2 separate regions of the Homo sapiens genome follow, and region 1 is linked to region 2. Evidence: chromatin loops called from intact Hi-C (ENCODE). Cell type or tissue: heart left ventricle. All regions are shown on one strand. Links, peaks and the distances in the headings refer to the core of each region. The heading gives the core; the rest is flanking DNA. Region 1 overlaps ENTPD1 (ectonucleoside triphosphate diphosphohydrolase 1). Region 2 has its middle 14 kb from the start of ENTPD1.

The links. Peaks named below come from ENCODE experiments on the same cell type or tissue, not always from the same donor. Only the 100,000 strongest peaks of a DNase experiment are listed, where the experiment ranks them.
Region 1: it touches region 2 in a loop (2.4-fold over the local background); 11 of 110 quality-filtered maps call a loop at or near these places.

What each region holds. Positions count from the first base shown.
Region 1 is chr10:95,790,919-95,793,837 of GRCh38, reverse strand. The region is part of intron 1 of ENTPD1 (ectonucleoside triphosphate diphosphohydrolase 1); the gene reads right to left. All of the region lies in intron 4 of ENTPD1-AS1 (ENTPD1 antisense RNA 1), which reads left to right. Among named protein-coding and RNA genes, the nearest start is that of ENTPD1, 36 kb to the right of the region's middle. RefSeq lists an enhancer at 1,858-2,157. In heart left ventricle, for the core only: no CTCF peak of the experiment used is centred there; no DNase peak of the experiment used is centred there; H3K27ac peaks cover 2,020 bases.
Region 2 is chr10:95,740,424-95,743,342 of GRCh38, reverse strand. It overlaps a transcript of ENTPD1 not described here. Among named protein-coding and RNA genes, the nearest start is that of ENTPD1, 14 kb to the left of the region's middle. RefSeq lists enhancers at 1,126-1,185, 1,196-1,285. In heart left ventricle, for the core only: a CTCF peak has its summit at 1,456; no DNase peak of the experiment used is centred there; H3K27ac peaks cover 1,746 bases.

The sequences.
Region 1 (2,919 bases), core at 205-2,704, 51 kb before region 2:
CACCGTGGCTCAGTGGTTAGTTCTGGTTTCTTCTGCTTGCTGCTTTCCTGTTCAGCCCCATGTCAGAGGGTAGGCCCTGGACTTCTCCTTTAAAGAACCTTCTAAAAACATAGTTTCTCTAATCCAATTCTTAACCATAAACCTGCATCAGAATCACCTGGAAGGCTTATTACAACTGCTTGACCCCATCCTCAGAGTTTCTGATTCAGTAAGTCTGAGGTGAGGCCAGGGCATATGCATTTCTAACAAGTTGCTAGGTGATGCTCTGCTGCAGGTCCAGGGACTACACTTTGAGAACCACTGCTTTAATTCATAACACACATAAGTAACCTCCTAATTAATGGCGGATGAGAAGGGGAGAAAGAGACTGAAGAGCAATTGTGAGGCCTTTTAGGGATACAGTGGGTGAAGACTACCCAAGTTATTCTCTATACTTAAAGCCCAACCAGGGGCCTTTTCCCCATAATTTTAGGGGGATTTTCCCTTCATTATTTTTTATAAACAACTCAACATATCCCATCCATACTTCTCTCTTTATAAGGAAGAGATTATGTAGGGGCAGCATGCCTCCCGTCTATTCCTTATTAGGCAATTCCCTCAGTTACTATCAGCCTGCTTTTTAGAAGCAGTCCTAGTTCACCATCCTTGAAGTCAGCCAGTTTAATGAAATTCTTTGGCACTGTTTCACACAATGGTGGGAGGGGAACTGAAATAGCAGTGAGGAAATTGCTAAGAAGCTATTCAAAGAAACAAGCTTCAAAATCACTTCAGGAGGTTTCAGCTGGTGTTGGGAGGAAGCAATGACGTAAGGAATCCCAAGGCACCCCAAAGAAAGCATAGTAAGCCCAAGACCAGCACCCTGGCAAGATGCTGGACACACAAGTATGGTACTATGAGTGGAATACGTGGCCAGAGTGAACATGACATTTCAGCTTTTGCAGTTACGCACACCAAAGCCATGAATTCAGATGAATGCAGAGCACATCTTTACTCTGCAGGAAGAGTGACTAGGATAACAAATGCTTTCCCGTGCTGCCTTCATTTATGGGTGTTCAACAAAAATTATAGGAGGCCACTGTTTTGGACTAAACCCCTGCACTAGGCCCCAACAGACCAGCCTAAAAACCAAAATAGAGTCCCTTATCTAAGGTTCTGCTTCTCCAAACCTTGAGTTTGTTATCTGGTCTTCCATGAAATCAGGAGAGAGAGGCAACAGCCTAATTTCCCAACAGGCCAGTTTCAGTCTTCAACTGGCAATCATGCAGTTCCCTCTGTTTTAATTCTTACAACAGAGTAACCCGATGTTAACCAATCAGTTATCTTTCCATCTTTCTATCTCCCTATGCCCACAATGAAAGTAACTTTGAAATGTCCAATCTACTTTTTGTTCTTTGTTTCTGCTTTCTTCAGCCCTTTCTCTGTCTAGAAAGCCTGCTGCCTCTGGTCAACTCATTGGAACACTTACTCTGTTTTATGGAATGAAGTGTTGCCTAATTCTAAAATTGCAATAAAGCCTATTGAGATCTTTAAACTAAATTTGTTGTAATTTTGTCTTTTGACAGGGTCTTATGGGGCACTCGGGTGACCAACCATCCCAGTTTGCCTGGGATTGTCCTGGTTTTAACACTGAAAGTGCTGTATCCCAAGAAACCTCTCAGTCCCAGGCAAAGCAGGGTGGGTTGTCTGATGGACACTCCCATCTTCTTCAGCCACGCTCTCTTCTCCTAATACCATTCCCACTCTCACTTCTTTTGATGTTTTTTTTTAACTATGCAAGGCACCCTCTCCTCTAAGCTTCTCTGTCTCCTGGTAAACTCTGGCACTTTTAGTCTCTCTTAAGCAATTCTCTTTACTCCCCTGAGTTCAGTTTTGTGCCTGACTTCACTGTCATCTTCAGGTTTTCCACCATGCTGACTTCTAAAATACCCCCCATGAACATGATTTCTCTTTTTCAAACCAAAAAAAAATCTCAAAGTTGAAAGGATCCTTAGAGTTCACACACTCCAGAGTTCCCTGGGGACTTTCTGTAGTCTCACCTGGGACAATTACATCAGAATTTCTAGCATGGGGCCCAGGCACTGTTCACTTTTAACACCTCTACCCCCAGCCGGGTGATTCTAATGTACAGCCAAAGTTCTCCCTTGTGAACCTCTAACTTAGTCCAACTCCTTCCAAGTGGTAATCCTGTTTAAAAGATGGGTATTTACCCTCTGCAGTAAAATTCTCCACTGATGGGACAGAAGTGCATATCCAGGTAGTCTAAGCCATTGCCAGACATGTCTAACTGTTAGCAATCTATCTTGACCTAAGTTCTGTTTCATTCTAACTTCCACTCTCTGATCCCAGCTCGAAGCTACAAAGCAAATTAGAATTTGTTTACTTCATTAAAAATTTGTTTTTCAAGTCCTCATGGGTTGCCAGTATATAAACCCCATCCTCAAGTCCCCTATTCTCCAGGCTAAATAGCTCCAGTTCCATTTACCATTCTTTACATATCACGATTTTCAGATTTTATGTCACCCTAATTACCCTCCACTAGATGCCCTTCAGTTTGTAATGTCCTTCTCAAAATACATTGCTCTGAACTGAATATAGCAGATACAGTGAAGTTATTATAGCCCTTCACCTGGAAACTAAACATTAACACTGTTTAAATATGACTCATCATTTTAGATACTCATACTGAGGGCTACGGGTCTAGTAAAACCTACAGATCTTCCCATGAACTACCTCCAAGTCAGGAATCTCACCTTGTGTGTATCAATTAAATGTCAACCTATGGTTTCAGCTCATTTTTCCAGCCTGATGATACTTGATCCTTTTATGTAATACATTGCAGTCTCACTAAAAGCTACGTATTGTTAGCAAATCTGCTAAGCATGCTTTCTAAATTTTTGGCCATATCATTGATAAATCGTG
Region 2 (2,919 bases), core at 301-2,800:
ATCAACAGTGATAAATCATGTTGATAACACATATCCTTGGTATGATGTGATGAAAATGGCACTCTGTGGTCTTCCTCCAAAAAGTGCATAACTCGAGCCTAATCATGAGAAAGATATCAGACAAATCCCAATTGAAGGACATTATACAAAAATTTCTGACCAGTATTTCTCAAAACTGCTACGGTCATCAAAAATAAAAAGTCTGAGAAATTCTCACAGCCAAGAGGAGCCTAAGGAGTCATGAAGATTAAATGTAATTTGGAATCTTGGAACAGAAAAGAACATTGGGTAAAAACTAAAGAAATCTGAATAAAGTATGGACTTTAGTTGATATTAAGGTATCAATATTGGTTCATTTATTGTATCAAATGTACCACACTAATGTAAGATGTTAATAATCAGGGAACTGGGTAGAGAGTACCTGGTAACTTTCTGTACTATCTTCATAACTTTTCTGTAAATTGAAAACTATTCTATAATTAAAAGCTTATTTTAAAAAATATGTTAACAGTGTATAGATATTTAACTGCAGCTGTTGTACCGGAAACCCCTTGTGAAGCCCATCTTTATTAAAGTAACTGCTTTAATGACGACATGATTTTGCAAAAGCATTTGTTACACATGATTTCTTGTTCAAACAGAATTCATTGTATCCACATCCAGCAAAGCAAAGTTAACTCAGGCTGTGTGCCAAGACACGGAAATGGCCTTGTTACATTGAACTCAATGTGAAAACATAGTAGTATTCAAATCTTTCCATCCACAACACACAATATTCCCATTGGTCTAAAAAAAAAAAAAGAAAAAAGAAAAAGAAGAAGAAGAAGAAAAAGAAAAAGAAAGTTTCTAAGTTGATTTTCTAGTATCTTAAAAAGTTTCCAAATACATGTCACTGGAGAGCAGTCAGCAACTCTAGGGGGAGGACAGGAAGGAGTAGCGACTGCTGGTTGCAGCACTTGAAAAAAAAAATAACAAAAGGAAGGAAAAGGCCTAGGCTTCTCCAGACGGGGTTACCCTTATTTGGGAACATTGCCAGACAACTTAAAGTAGCTCTGAGATGCAGAAAAGCTAGTGTTAAGCAAAATTTACTACACTAACCAACCGTTAAGTGCCCCAGAATTGTATTAATACTTGCCAAGCAATCAAGACTCCAAACAGCATAAATCTCTGTCTTCTACTTCTGGACCTTGCTGGGCCTAAGAGTCAGTGGAAAGTTTTGAAGAACACATGGCCCTTAGACTAATGCCGATGACCTTATCAGCATGGCCCACACACCCAGCTTTTGAGGACAATAATATCCCACAATACCAGAACAGTCTACAGCAGGAAGCTCCTATGTTGCTGTTAACGCCTCCGCCTTTGCAGAGATCAGCCAGGGGTGACAAATCTTTGAGGTAATGCCAAAATCAGGCCTCCTGTTCTCCTTTACATTAGGCCCTTCATCCTCTGGGGGCAGCAAAGTCTGAAGAAATAGGAAAACAGAAAAAGATAATAGTAATAGCAATTTTTATACTTTTGAGATCATTACTTAACCTAAGATGATTGTCTCAGCTCATCCTTCAGGGTCTGGCTCAAACCTTGAATCTTTCAAGTCTTCCAGCTAACCCTCTCTCCTCCAAATTCTAAGAGACTTTCATAAGTGCCAAGCAACCTGGGAACTGCTTAATGCCTCACACTGCTGATTTTTCATATTTTATGTTTCTTACAGGCATACTCCACTTGCTTGTGCTTGGCTTTATTGTGTTTCACAGACGTTGCGATTTTTACAAATTGAAGGTTTGTAGCGACCCTGCATTGAACAAGTCTATCAGTGCCATTATTGCAGTACCATGTGCTCACTTCATGTCTCTGTATCACATCTTGGTAATCCTTGCAATATTTAAAATTTTTCATTATTATTATACTTCTTATGATGATCTGGGATCAGTGATGTTTGATATTAAAATTGTAACTGTTTTGGGGCACCATGAACCATGCCCATATAAGATGATGAACTTAATTGATAACTGCTGTTTGTGGTCTGATTGTTCCACTCACTGTCTGTCCCACTATCTCCTCCTCTCCTTGGGCTTCCCTATTCCTTGAGACACAATATATTGAAATTAGGCCAATTAATAACCTTACAATGGCCTGTAAGTGTTCAAGTAAAAGGAAAAGTCACACATCTCTCACTGGAAATCAAAAGTTAGAAATGATTAAGCTTAGCAAGGAAGGCATGTCGAAAGCTGAGACAGGCTAAAAGCTAAGCTGCTTGCAGAAAACAGCCAAGTTATGAACGCAAAGAAAATTTCTTTAAAAAAAGTAAACACAGTGCTCCAGTGAACACACAAATGATAAGAAAGAGAAACAGCCTTATTACTAATATGGAAAATGTCTGAAAGGTCTGGATAGAAGATCAAACCAGCCACAACATTCCTTTGAGCCAAAACCTAATCCAGAGCAAGACCTTAACTCTCTTCAGTTCTATGAAGGCTGAGAAAGGTAAGAAAGCTGCAGAAGAAAAGTCAGAAGCCAGCAGAGGTTGGTTCATGAGGTTTAAGAAAGTAAGCCACCTCCGTAATGTAAAAGCGCAAGGTGAAGCAGCAAGTGCTGATGGAGAAGCTGCAGTGAGGTATCCAGAAGATCATGCTAAGATCATTGATGAAAGTGGCTACACGAAACAACAGATTTTCAATGTAGATGAAATAGCCTTCTTTTGGAAGAAGATGCCATCTTGGATGCCACATTAGGCCCTTCATCCTCTGGGGGCCAGTAGAGTTTTTCATAGCTAGAGAGGAGAAGTCAATACCTGGCTTCAAATCTTCAAAGGAGAGGATGACTCTCTTGTTAGGGCCTAATGAAGCTGGTGACTTTAAGTTAAAGCCATTGTTAATTGACCATTCTGAAAATCCTAGGGCCTTTAAGAATTACGTTAAATGG